Linked DNA regions of Homo sapiens: region 2 is linked to region 1. A link is a contact called in ENCODE Hi-C or POLR2A ChIA-PET data. All regions are on one chromosome and are shown on one strand. The core of a region is the stretch at or near the end of the contact, and the rest is flanking DNA. Distances in the headings are between cores, read along the strand shown.

Evidence for each region. A loop is a pair of places that touch in the nucleus more often than their neighbours do. ChIA-PET counts read pairs that join two places held with the same protein, here RNA polymerase II (POLR2A). Pooled maps may share reads with other maps.
Region 2: a loop to region 1 is called in a pooled map, with 4 times the contacts of the local background. The contact joins two enhancer-like sites. A Hi-C loop is called at or near these places in 3 of 37 single-sample maps with no recorded cell type and 3 of 50 pooled maps. POLR2A ChIA-PET finds 5 or more read pairs at or near these places in 2 of 52 experiments (HEK293T and activated CD8-positive, alpha-beta memory T cell).

Annotation. Positions count from the first base shown.
Region 1 is chr11:64,848,606-64,855,383 of GRCh38, forward strand. EHD1 (EH domain containing 1) reads right to left here. Exons shown (of 5, transcript NM_006795.4): 4 at 6,717-6,778; 5 at 3,037-6,252. The coding sequence ends at 5,728. Among named protein-coding and RNA genes, the nearest start is that of CDC42BPG, 7.3 kb to the left of the region's middle. RefSeq lists enhancers at 3,060-3,109, 3,280-3,409, 4,727-5,725, 5,726-6,724, 5,972-6,778 and 1 more and a silencer at 5,070-5,129. Within about 2 kb of position 3,282, at least 9 of the 41 ENCODE cell types and tissues checked have a DNase peak (open chromatin) inside an H3K27ac peak, as active enhancers do.
Region 2 is chr11:66,123,428-66,130,122 of GRCh38, forward strand. The region is part of intron 1 of PACS1 (phosphofurin acidic cluster sorting protein 1); the gene reads left to right. Among named protein-coding and RNA genes, the nearest start is that of PACS1, 57 kb to the left of the region's middle. RefSeq lists enhancers at 3,365-3,424, 3,371-3,665, 3,915-4,574 and a silencer at 4,025-4,084. Within about 2 kb of position 2,829, at least 29 of the 41 ENCODE cell types and tissues checked have a DNase peak (open chromatin) inside an H3K27ac peak, as active enhancers do.

The sequences.
Region 1 (6,778 bases), core at 2,032-4,531:
GTACTGAGGGACATCACTAGCTCTCTCACCCAGCTCTGTGGGGAGCACTCATGCTGATAACAGCTTGCAAGTGTAAGGGGCCTCTTGGTAACTTAAAGTGACTTTAGATCTATTATCTTCACAAGGGCCACACTAGGAGAGAGTTATTACCCTCCTTTATAGACTAATGCATGGAAGCTGGGGAGGGAGGTGGTGCCAGCCTTGAGCTCCTTCCTTGAGTGCAGACTCGCCCTGCAGAGGGCAGGTGTGTTGGGGCAGGGAGAGGACCTGAGAACCCAGCATGAGGAAGTGGCAGGGAACCCTGTGTCTGCCCCCAAGGGCATAGCCCTCTGTGGCTGGGAGCCCAGACACAAGGCAGGTTGCCCAGGTCTGTGGCATCCTGGCCACATTGGAGGGCTGCTGAGCCCAGGGTTGGAGCGCCCCCTTCCTCAAAGTCCTGAGAATCAGCCTTCAGGGGAAGGCCTAGGATGAGAGTCTCCAGCCGTGGCCTCGGGAAGCAGCTCCCACCAGATGGTTCTTCAGGGCTGGCAGGAATGGCGGCCGCCCCCTGCCCTTAGCCACTCTGGAAACGTGCACATGGCATAGTGGCCCGCTCCTACCCAGGAGGTCAGGACATGAGAGGCTGGCCTTGGGTCCTGCAGCCCTGCCCGCTGCTGACCAGGCGTGGGGCCTTGGGTAGATCTCTTCCTCACTCTCTGGACGCTGTCTTTTTGTGTATAATGGAGAACTGCACCTGTTCAGGTGTGAGAGACAAATGAGCTTCCCAGTATGGCCACCAATGGCCGTCCCAACCTTTCTCTGAAGGAGCACGGGCGGCAATGTGATTGGAGCCGGGGAGCTCCCTAAGCCCACCCTTGAGCCTCAGATGCCTGGCTCTTATTTGAAGGTGCGTCTGTTGGGATGGCTTTGGGAAGGAGCTGATGCAAATGCTAGGGGTGTGGACCCCCCAGTCCCCCAGCTAGTCCTGGCAGCCCCCTCCCCAACCCCATCTGCCCAGCACCAGGGGCGTGTCCTATGAAAAGTCCAAAGCTCCAAATGGGTGGACATATGGTGGTTTCATCATCCTGGTTTTTCTTCCAAAAACCTTCCCTGCAGTGTTCCAACAAGCCATAGGGGCTCCCACGCTCTGCAGCGGCTGCAGCCCCATGTGGTTTTACAATTATCAGTCCCTCTGGGTGCACAGGAAGCCAGGCCCGAGCCCACTTGGCCACCACCTCACTAGCCTACAGGCGCCACTGAGTCTGGGAGCTGCTTCAGGGAAGGGAGGGGCTGGCCTGTTTTGTTCTGGGTATTGGGTGAGGTGCCCTGCTCCCTGCACCCCACCCGACTAACCTCCTTGGGGTGCTTGGCAAAGGCCGCTCAAGGTGGGTGTCCTCGGGCTCTGCCTCTGTGGGCCACATCTGTTCCTGAATTAAGGCTTGAGGAAATGGCCTCAGTGGGGGAAGAGATCTGGCTAGAGTGGCAGAGCTGGGAGTTGAACTCAGGGCGGTCTCCCCAAGGCTGCCCTCCACGTGCTGCCAGACCTGGTGCGCTTTTAACACAGGAGTGGTGGCCGGATGTTCTCACCTCCCAACTCTCACCACCTTGCTGGCCGTGGCCGGGCAAGTCCTATGACTAGCCCATTTGATTTATTTTATGTATTTATTTTTGAGACGTAGTCTTGCTCTGACGCCCAGGCTGCAGTGCGATGGTGCGATCTTGGCTCACTGCAAACTCTGCCTCCTGGGTTCAAGCGATTCTTGTGCCTTGGCCTCCCAAGTAGCTGGCATTATAGGCGAGAGCCAGCACATCTGGCTAATTTTTGTATTTTTAGTAGAGACAGGGTTTCACCGTATTGGCCAGGCTGGTCTCAAACTCCTGACCTTATGTGATCCACTCTCCTCGGCCTCTCAAATTGCTGAGATTACAGATGTGAGCCACCGTACCCGGCCATTATTTATTTTTTACTGGTCTATTCTTCTAGAACACCCATTTGAGATAAGAACAGGGCACTGACTGGATTTGTGGTTAACTTCTTTTCTAAGGAGAAGAAATGTTTATTTAAAAAAAATTTTTTTTAAATAGAGACAGTGTCTCACTGTGTTGCCCAGGCTGGAGTACAGTGATGCCATCATAGCTCACTGCAGCCTCAAACTCCCAGGCTCAAGTGAACCTTCCACCTCAGCCTCTCAAGTAGCTGGGACTACCCACAGACACCCATCACCACTCTTGGCTAATTTTTGTTTTGGTAGAGATGGTGTGGGGGCGGGGGGGGGGGCGGGTCTCACTATGTTGCCCAGGCTGGTCTTGAACTCCCGGCCTCACACGACCCCACCTCACCCCCAACCTTGGTCTCCCAAAGTGCTGGGATTATAGGTGTGAACCAAACCCAGCCAGAAATGTTTATTCTGAATGAGATCTTACAAGGAACTGCAACATAGAAAACAGCTGTGCATGGCCAGAGGCAGTGGGCGGGCCCTTTGCCTCTTGGGTCCTGGGCTGTGAGGTGCTGCGTGGGCGACAGATTGCCCTGAAGGCCTCAGTCCACGGGCTCTGGTAGCTGGGTGGCAATGCCCCTCCTTTGCCCCAGGCCAGCCTCTGAAGAGGAGGCTTCTTCCCCAGGGTCATGGCCAGCTATGGATCTAGGGAGGAGGCGAGGGCTGGGACTAGCCCTCTAGGTGGGCGGCCACATCTCTGACCACATCCTCTGGTCCTCCCTGAACCCCGGTCGGAGCCCAAAGATGATCCCCAACCTGTAGAACCGAAACCAGGGCTATGAACTCTGGGGCAGACACCTGCCCTCAGCCCCTTTCAAGCCTCAGATCAGCAGGCGCTTCCTGGGGCAGCCCCAGGGGGTTCACAGCCCCTCTGTGGCCACACAGAGCCCTGCAGGTGGAGTGCTCCGGGAAGGAGAGCGGGCGGCCAGGCAGCACTTCCCTTCCTCCTAGTTCAGGGGCACTGCTAAGTTCTGTGCCTTCTCTAATGTGCTCACAGCTTGAACAAAAATGCTCCACCTCCCTTGGGTGACCCCTGCCCCAAGCTTTCAGGACCCCAGGCTGGAGTGACAGCATTTAACCTTTAATGTGGGTCTCTCAGCCCTGAGTACAGCTGCAGTCTAAGGGTGGGGTTGGGGGGATCTACCGTTTTTTCCTCTTAGTGTGTGCTTTGGATTAGTAACCTGATGGAAAGCACGCTGGAGTTGGACGGCCTGGTTTGCATCTGCTTCTACCACCTTTGTTATTTCGGCAGTCCTCAGTCTCGGACTCTCCCTCTGTGAAATGGGGGAACATGAACTTCCTCAGATCGTGACAGCGCAGCTCCACCTGGCACAGGGTGAATGCCCACAGGTGGCAGCTGAGTGACGCAGGGAGGGCCGGCCAGCCCTGCAGCAACTGAAGCATCCACTGGCACCTCAAGTGCTGGTCATAGGACCAGACACCACCACACCAGCTAGGCTCGGAGCACACAACTGGGTCCCTGAAACCCTCAGGAACTTGTTTCTGTCCTGCCTTCTGCCAGAGGGGCTGGAGCAGCCTCTACCCATGGCACCTCAAGTCTGCACCCTTTTATGAAGGGTCACTAATCAGTCACCCTTCCCTCTGCTGGTATAAACAGTCCCCCATCTGTGACATCACCTGGGCCTGACTGGCCCCACCCTTAGTTGCATGTTTGTCACAGGCTATCTGCTTTGTCTTCAGAGGCCCGGCTTCCCTGTACTTAAACCGTCCTTGGGGCTAGCAAGGAGCCAGTCTGGCTCCAAAGCCCAGAAACCCTTGTTTACTTGATGCCACCCAGTGCCGAGGGCCTGCAGGTGCCCACTCATCCGTCTGTGGCTGAGGGGTGCCAGCCTAGGCCTCAGCTATCAACATCCTCCCAACTGTTTCCCCCCTCCCCACCCCAAGTGAACTGCTCAGCTCCCACCTTGCTCAGGGAAGGGGGCATCACCCCAGAAACCCTTTTCCCTACAGGCCTGGCCCTCTTAGTAGGAGGGGGCAGCTACTGCCCAGCAGAGCAGGACTGGGCAGGGTTGGTCACCTTGCCCCGGCTGCCTTGCCACTCTGTCCCTGCTGGCATCACCCCCTCAGACACCAGGGGAGGATGGCCCAGGACTGCTGCCCCTGGAAAAGACAAGGAAGCACCCGAAGCTTTCGCACAGTTCAGACTTTTTAATGCAAGGAGAAAGTCTTCACTTCTCTTCCCACAGGTGTGAACAAGCCACTGCAACTTCAACAGTGACTTCCCGGCAAGGACAGCGCCCGCATCCATCCTCACCTAATACTGTATGGAGTGACGGGCTAAGGAGAACAAGGCCAGTTCCTGCAGACTCCGAGCAGCGCTGGGGAGAAGCTCCCTGAGACCCCCGCGGGAAAGCCTGGTGGGAAGCCCAGCTGTGTGGTACCTGGTGCTCCACCTGCCTTGGTGCCATCACAGCCCGGACAGTGGCCACTGGCCTGCAAACGCGCCCGGGCCCTGGAGGCTGGGCTCAATGGCCCCAGGCAGAGGAGGGGGAGGCGGCCTGAACTGGCCCGGGCCACTGGGCCGCAAGGTTCTGGTTTCTTATTGCTCAACCTGGGGGCCAGGGGCGTTGTAAGGACATCCAAGTGAGCTGCCCTCCTTTGCTAAACAGAGGAGGAAGGAAGGTAGGAAATGAAGGGGGATTACAGAAGGGGCTGGGTTTTCCCCTGGTCCCCGCTGTCTGGACATGAGAGCCTAGCCAGAACCACGGGCTTCCTCTTACCAGCACCAAGCTGTCGTGAGGCCCCGCCACCGCCACCCACCACCACCTCCCACTGTGGAGGGTGCGTCCCAAAGCTCCAGTTAAGTGAGAGGGTAGGGCAGGAGCTGGGATGACCACCCTTCCTCAGCCAGGAAATGCAACACTGGGGTCCAGGAACGGGGTGCTCCCCGGGTACCCACACCTAATGCCCCCTGGGCAGGGCTGCTCCTTGGCTGGAGGGTGGGAAGGGGAGACAAAAATCACAGCTTTTGAACAGTGGTTGGGAAGTTATTGGGAACTTTGGTCAAGTATGAAAGATATCACTTTACAGAACAGAAACTAGCTTATGTATTTTTCTGGAAGACATTCTCCTACTCCCCTGAACTCCCAAAAAAAGACCAAGGTGGCTGGGCCCTGCTTCTGTGACTGCTGAGCGGGGTTGCGCGTCGGAGCCGGTGGGGCGCGGGAGGAAAGGGCAGGGCCCGCGCACGGGGAGCCTGGGCCCGGGAGGGGAAGGCACAAGAACCCACTTCGCCCGAGAGCACGGGGGAGGCAGAGCCAGGTGAGGAAGGAAGCCACGGTCCCGTGAAGCAACCTCAGCTCAGAAGCACACGGAGGGTGCCTGGTGTTCCTGTCCATGCAGCCTCAGCCTAGCAGCTGCCAAAAGGGCGACCTGGCTCCCCCACGGTCGCAGTCGCTGCACTGTCCAGCTCCAGCCACAGCAAAGGCCGGGGGGCAGAGGCCGTGCACACAGGGCTGGCACACAGGGGAGGCGGCGACAAAGAACGCAGCCTCTAACGTTATATATTAAAATAGCCACAGTTCTTGTGCACACAATTCCATCCTCTCACCCCTGCCTCCCCCGCCAGGCCCAGGAACAGCCTTAAAAGAAAGATGGTGGTTTTCCTTTTCGAGAGGCGAGGAAACATCCGCTCAGTCTTTATGGACCTTGAGAAATGGTGAGGCTTCCCCTCCCCCCGTCTCTGCCTCCCGGCCGGGCGTGCAAATGGCAGGTGCGGGGCCGGGCGCCATCACTCATGTCTGCGCTTGGAGGGCGGCACCAGGTGCGGGGGCAGGTCGGCGGGCAGCTCGTGGCCCTCCAGCTTGACCTTGATGAGGTGGTTGGCCAGCGCGAACTCCTCGTCGTCCAGCAGCCCGTCCTTGTCCACGTCGGCCAGCTTCCAGATCTTCCCTAGCACGGTGTTGGGGAGCTTGGACTTCACCATCTCCTTCTTGGCGTTGGCGCCCGTGATCTTGCCGTTGACAGGGGACAGCGTGTAGAAGATCTCGTCGTAGGTGGGCTTGTCCTTGCCCACCACCCACTCCACGTCGTCGATGCCCTCGCCGGCCCCCTCGCCGTAGCCGTGCCCGAACGGCCCGTTCATGGTGCCGTCAAAGGCGCCGCCCTTGACCACCTGGGAAGGCATCAGGGACTCCTCCTGCCGCACCATCACCATCAGCCGCGCGATGTCGTTGGCCAGCATGTCATCCACCGTGTCCAGCAGCTTGGGCTTCAGCGCCTGGAACTTGCTGAAGTCCTGGGTCTGCAGGAGTTCCTGTGGGCGGGGGAGGAAGGACAAGGGCTGGGAAGGGAGGCCCCTCCCAGACTCCAGGCCAAGTGGTTCCAGTCAGGGCTTCACAAGCATAAAGTGCTGCTCCCCCACACTAGCAGGGGCGACTCGGCAAAACCATCTGGCCCTTGGCTCTCTAACCTGTACACAGGAGGCACCTCCAGCTCTTTCCTTGCAGGGCTGCGGCAAGGATTCATGGACAGGGCACCAGAGCGCCTGGCATGGCCCTGCCCTCCCCCCACCACGCAGGGTGAGTCACCACATTCCCCTCTGCAGTGTCACCGCCTGGGTCAACTCTGAGTTGGGTGGGGTGCTGGTGATTAACCCAGCTGCTTCCGTTCAGGGAGGCCCTTCCCCATGGAGATGGGATTCCCTCCAAATCCAGTGCCCTGGGCCTTCCTTCTGCCCTGATGGCCACCAGCCTGCATGGGGCCTCGGGACAGCCGTACCTGCATCTTGCGGAGGCTCGGGAAGTCCCCAGGGGAGATCTGGTGCTCGCGCTCAATCTTCT
Region 2 (6,695 bases), core at 1,579-4,078, 1.3 Mb after region 1:
GTGATCCACCTGCCTCGGCCTCCCAAAATGCTGGGATTATAGGCGTGAGCCACCACGCCTGGCTCAATAAGCCATTTTTATTTTTTTATTTTATTTATTTATTTATTTTTTTGGGACAGAGTTTCGCTCTGTCGCCCAGGCTAGAGTGCTGTGGCGTGATCTCGGCTCACTGCAAGCTCCACCTACCGGGTTCATGCCATTCTCCTGCCTCAGCCTCCCAAGTAGCTGGGACTATAGGCACCTGCCACCGCGCCCGGCTAATTTTTGTTGTTTTTAGTAGAGGTGGGGTTTCACCGTGTTAGCCAGGATGATCTCGATCTCCTGACCTCGTGATCCACCCACCTCAGCCTCCCAAAGTGCTGGGATTACAGGCGTGAGCCACCGCACCCAGCCCATTTTTAAATTAAAGTATATACTTTTTTTTTTTTTAAGACAATGCTATTGCACAGTTGATAGACTACTGTATAGTGTAAACATAACTTTTATATGCACCGGGAAATAAATAATTTCATGTCACTTGCGTTATTGCAGTGGTCTGGAACTAAAGCCACAATATCTCCAAGGAACTGTTTACTTGCTGTCTCGCTATCAGACTGTGAGACTGTCAAGGGCAGGCATTCTGCGCAGCTTTGGCAATACCGTCTAGTTGTAAAAAAGACGGAACTGTTTCAGGCCATGGGCATTCTAGTGGGAAGACAAATATTTAATCTCAAGTGTGCAAAATGCTGCCATAGAACAGGAGTGCAGTGGAGCATAATAGGAGCTCTGGACCTTGTCTGAACACATAAAAGAAGCCTTTTTCCTAAGGAGTGATTGCTTAAGTTGAAACCTGAAGGATGTGTGGGAATTAGCTAAGTGAAGAGAAGGAAGAGTTCCAGGCAGAGAAAACTGTGGACATAATGGCTTTGGGCAAGTTACTCAGCTTCTTCTCTGCTTCAGTGTCTTCATCTATAAAATGGGAATAATATAACCTAGAGTTATATAGTTAGGGTTGTTGTGATCATAAAGACAGTATTTTAAGTCATCATCTTCTAATATTTCTGAAGTGGGGCATAATTGGTTCATTCAGGATAACTTCTGGGTCCACGTTTATGTATTGAATGGCTAAATGTATGGATCTGCTTACTGCACTTTAACCTTGTTCTTTACCTGCTCTGAAGCCTTTCTTGCATTTTAATGACAAGAACGGTGTATTTTGCCTTTCAGTGAGTTTGTTAATTATGGAGATCAAACTCTGCCTTTCATTACTGCATAAGTCTCATGGTGTGTCAGACATCTTAGGTCAGTGTGTGTCATCAGTTAGAATGCTTTCACCTTCAAGAAACAGAAAAGCCAGCTCAATGACTTAAACACACAGATGTTTATCATTTCAGAAAACAAAAGTCTGGGGCAAGGGTGAGTCCAGTGCTGGTTAACTGAGCAGCCTGGCAAAGGCATCAAGGAGCCAAGTTCATTTTGCCCTCCTGCTTTGTCATCCTCAGTACAGGCTTGCCCGCTGGCTCCCCATGGTCTCAGGTGGCCTGTCGCAGTTCCAGGTGCCACAGGGAGACACCAGAACATCCCATTGAGGAGGAGGAACTGTTTCTTTCCATGTCTGTCTCTTTATTGATGAACATTTGGGTGGCTTCCACCTTTTGTCCATTGTGAATAATGCTGCTATGAACATTGGTGAACAATAAATTCTTTTTAAAAATACAGCATCTAGGGGCTAAGCTATGAGGATGCAGAGGCATAAGAATGATACAATGGACTTTGGGGACTCGGGTGAAAGGGCAGGAGGCAGGTGAGGGATAAAATACTGCAAATTGGGTACAGTGTATACTGCTTGGGTGTTGGGTGCACCAAAATCTCAAAAACCTACGGAAATAAAAAATTAAAGTACCACATCAATTAATGCGTAGACCAAATCTTATTGCAATTAAATTTCTACTTTTAGCATCATTTGCTACAATGAAGTTCTAGTATTTGAAATATTTTGAGCCACTGACTTGCTGTTTAATGGGATTTGATCCCATAGTAAAGAAGATATAAACCAAGTAAGTCAAAAGGATCTTAGAAGCAATTTTATTCCATCCTCTATTTTGAAGATGTTCTGGATTCAGAGTGATTTTCCAGGGTCAGAGAGCTAAGTCATGTTAAATAATTCAAAGTGTATGAAAATACACATTACTCACAGATTCAAGTAGAGTAACCAGGGGTGTCTTTTGCCTCTAGTCTTACTCTAACCAGTGTCTAACTATGCCTGTGTAGATAAAATAAAATAGAAAACTGGGATAATTCAGGTATTCAAGTAATTGAAGAAAATCAGTCCTGTTTAAAATATCTGGGCAGGCCGGGCATGGTGGCTCATGCCTGTAATCCCAGCACTTTGGGAGGCCGAGGCAGGCAGATTACTTGAGGTCGGGAGTTCAAGACCAGCCTGGCCAACATGGTGAAACCTCGTCTCTACTAAAAATACAAAAATTAGTCATGCATGGCGGCGCATGCCTGTAATCCCAGCTACTCGGGAGGCTGAGGCAGGAGAATTGCTTGAGTCCAGGGAGCAGAGGTTACAGTGAGCCGAGATTGTACCATTGCACTCTAGCCTGGGTGACAGAGCAAGACTCTGCCTCAAAAAAAAAAAAAAAAAAATGTGGGCAACTCTAATACTTAGCTTTTAGGTATTTGCTTCAGTAGTCCACTTTATGTGTTAGTGTTCGACATTACTAGTGGGATTTTGCTTCTCATGCTCTATTTTCTGATTTCTATCACCAGTGGTTTCATAGTTGTATACAGTAATCTCTGGTTAGAGACAGAGGCAGTGGCCTGCTGGGGAACACACCAGACGGAAAGTGAGAGTTCCTTGTTTTGGGCTTTACTTTGCCCTTGACTTCCAGTAATCAGGGTGTTTCCTTGTTCTGAAACACGCTTGTGTTAGTCACAACAGGTTCACAACTGGCAGACAGGTAATCCCTGAACAAGTAAATCCCAGTGGAACCAGAAAACTGGGTCTTGTTTTCCTTAATTGGAACCTGACTTAGAATCAGCTATTGAACTGGGAAACAAACAAAAAATAAGTGTTAGCCATTAGAAAATGAATTTAAATTACTGGTCTGTCCCTATTTAGAATTTCTTGCAATCATTTCCACTGTATGTAACACTGAAATCCTTTGTGGTTGTCTGCTGCAAAAGTGAATCTTTGACCCAGCAACTTTAAATGCTTTTGACACCATTGGGAATTTTGAGAATTGTTAATTTAATCTGCACTTGTCCTAGGTGGGGGTGGGGATGAGGGAGAAGTGATGTCCTTTTGCATTGGCAGTTATGCTGTTTGTAAGCAGAGGCTTGTGCTTCTGGAACTTATGTTTACTAGGGAGTGATTATTAGCATAATAAGTATCATATTCTAGCTTTTATTTCTGGAGGCAGTAAAGAGCCAGCCAAGCAGAGAGAAGAGTGGGAGGTGACTGGCAGCAAGGGCCTCGTCGCTATTAGTGCAACACTGCTGCGGGTGGAGGAGCTTTTCATCAAAGCAGGAAGAAGGGGAGGCCTTTTCTGCCTATGACTCCAACTTCCCTGCATGCCACGTCTTTGCAGGCCTGCAGTGAGGTTAGGATGTAAACGACTTTCTTTTCTTTCCCATCCCAAGCTCATCATGGGTTCTCTCTAACTGATTCTTGTTCTCTTAGTAATTATTTAGCTGTCAAGCAGGGACTTGTCCTGACAAGGAGAACGGGAAGGCCCTCTGGTTCCTGTCTACACAATGTCTGTAGTCCCTTCTCTCAAAGACTCAGTGTTGAGACTCACATGTCTCCCCGAAGGGAAGGAGGAGGCATTCAAGTAGAAACACATTTACGTCAACAGGTTTTCTGAACCCCCGGTGAATTTTGAGTTCTTAGTGCAACCTTCCCCTGCTTCACCGTTCCTGTTTCTTCTCTGTGCCTCTGTTTTCCGGTTGGGGAAGTGGAAAGGATCCTGACTCTGGAGGAAAGTGGAGAAGAACCAGTGGGCCCGACTGCATCAAGAGCCTCCCCTTAGCAGAGAACCGCCTGGTCCTCCTCACTCATACGTGCTGTCTGTGTGCAGGGTGCTCATGGGAGATGTTGAAGAGGTGTAAGAAGGCTTCTTCTCTGTGTAACTGGGGAGCAAGACATGCACACAAAGACAAGTGCATCAGGGTACGTTCAGTGTGTAACTTAAAATAAGCGACAGACATAGTGTGGTGGGCAGAACTGTGTGTATTTCAGACAGCGGCTCAAGGACTGCTTGTCTCTTTGTAGGAACACTGTAGGCCAGAATCAGTCTGTTAAATGGGAGTTGATGTCCTGTGACACTTTTCTAGATTAAATCGTCCTAATACTCTACAATAAATGCTTTTGTTTTTAGTTACTTGAGGGAAAAGATGGTATTTTTCAAAAAGTGAGACAGAAAAAGGCATATGGGACATTGTATGTATGTCCTGGTATGTGTGCACACCACCACCTGTGAAGCAGCCTTGCTGCTAAAGTAGACCCCGAGTTTGATAAAACGCCTAGATCTTACTGTGTATTTATAGGAAATACGAGGGATGGAGAAACATTGTAAATGGCTTTTTGGGGATAGAATCAGCAAATTCCAAACTGCATTATAGGATAAACAGAACAGTTTTTTCAACAAATAAATCATAAGGGGAAAAGGTGAGAAAAAAGCCTCTATAGATAAAAAGAGATTGAAGAGATGAATGAACCAATAGTCATATATGATTGATTCAGACAAAATGAAGAAAATGTGAGGCAATCTGGGAAATGTGGACACTGACTGATTATTTGATGGTATTAATGGTATTAAGAAGTTTATTTTATAAAACAAACCAAAAAAGACAAGAGGAAATTTATCTTATATTGAATATTGACAACAAATAATTAAATTTAAAAAATTTGTTAGTTAAGTGTGAAAATTGTGGATACATTTTAAAAGAATATCCTTTAAAGAGACATACATATTGAAATATTTACATATGAAAAGAAATGCTGTCTGTGATTTGCTTCAGAATAGCCCAGGCAAGGGAGTAGGTGGGAGAATCACTGACACAGGACTGGTTATGCATTAAACATCGTTGAAGCTGGGTGTTGGGCAAACTAGGCTCATTCTACTGTTCTACTGTGTATATGTTTGAAAATTTTAGAATTAAATTTTAAAATTTAACAAGTGAGTGAGGGCTGGGCACAGTGGCTCATGCCTGTAATCCCAGCACTTTGGGAGGCTGAGGAGGGTGGATCACCTGAGGTTAGGAGTTCGAGACCAGCCTGGCCAACATGGGGAAACCCTGTCTGTACTAAAATTACAAAAATTAGCCAGGCGTAGTGACATGCGCCTGTAATCTCAGCTACTTAAGAGGCTGAGGCAGGAGAATCACTTGAACCCGTGAGGCGGAGGTTGCAGTGAGCCGAGATCGTGCCACTGTACTCCATCCTGGGCAACAGAGCCGGACTCCATCTCAAAAAAAAAAAAAAATGTGAGTGAGATATCTTGACAAAAGACGGAGTAGTGGTTGCCTGGAGCCTGGGTAAAGGGGTGGCGTGGCTGCAGAGGGGCACAAGGGATCTTTTGGGGTGATGGGAATGATCTGCGTCTTGGCTATGATGGTGATTTCATGGGTACGTACATTTAAACTAATCAAACTGTTCATTTAAATGTGTGTATTTTATTGTATGTAAATTATACTGTAATGTCAATTTAAAAATTGATTAAAGTTAGTAAGAAGGGGCCAGGTGTGGTGGCTCATGCCTGTAATCCCAGCACTTGGGGAGGCCGAGGTGGACAGATCACCTGAAGTCAGGAGTTCAAAACCAGCCTGACCAAGATGGTGAAACCCTGTCTCTACTGAAAATACAACAATTAGCCAGGTGTGGTGGCGCGCACTTGTAATCCCAGCTACTTAGGAAGTTGAGGCAGGAGAATCACTTGTACCTGGAAGGTGGAGGTGGCAGTGAGCTGAGATCGCACCACTGCACTCCAGGCTGGGTGACAGAGCAAGACTCCATATCAAAAAAAAAAAAGGGTTTAAAAAATATTATTATTATTATTATTATTATTATTATTATTAAAATAGAGACGGGGCCTAACTATATTGCCCAGGCTGGTCTCGAACTCCTGGGCTCAAGTGATCCACCCTCAGCCTCCCAAAGTGTTGGGATAATGGTGTGAGCCACTGTGCTTGGCCAGTAAGAAGGGTTTTTGTGTATTATACACATAGTGTGGAATCAGTAGTGTCAGAAGTGTGAGGCACCCAGCACTGCCAGGCAGCAGGGATTACCTGGCTTGTGCTGCATCTTTATTTTTCCCTTCACCTCAAGTTAACTTTATCGTTCATATTTCTGATTTTGCAGTAGTGTCTCTAATTTCTCCTTGCAGCTGTAGAGTCAGCTTGAATTTTGTGATGTTTGTCCATGTGTCTGCCATCCAAAAGGACATGCATTTTTATGCTAGAATAAATGATGTTAGGAGGACATCTACCCATTTATGATAATTCTTTAAACATTCAATTGGCTACATTATAATAGTCAAGCACTAAGGGTACACCTGAGCTGAAAACAATTCAGCTGGATTATAATTTTGATTTATTTTCCATCCAGTCTACCAACCAACCAACCAGTCAGCCAGTCAGCATTTATTGAATGTATTCTTTGCACCATCCCCCGAGTTGGGTTTTGGGTGCATGAGGATGAATATGATACA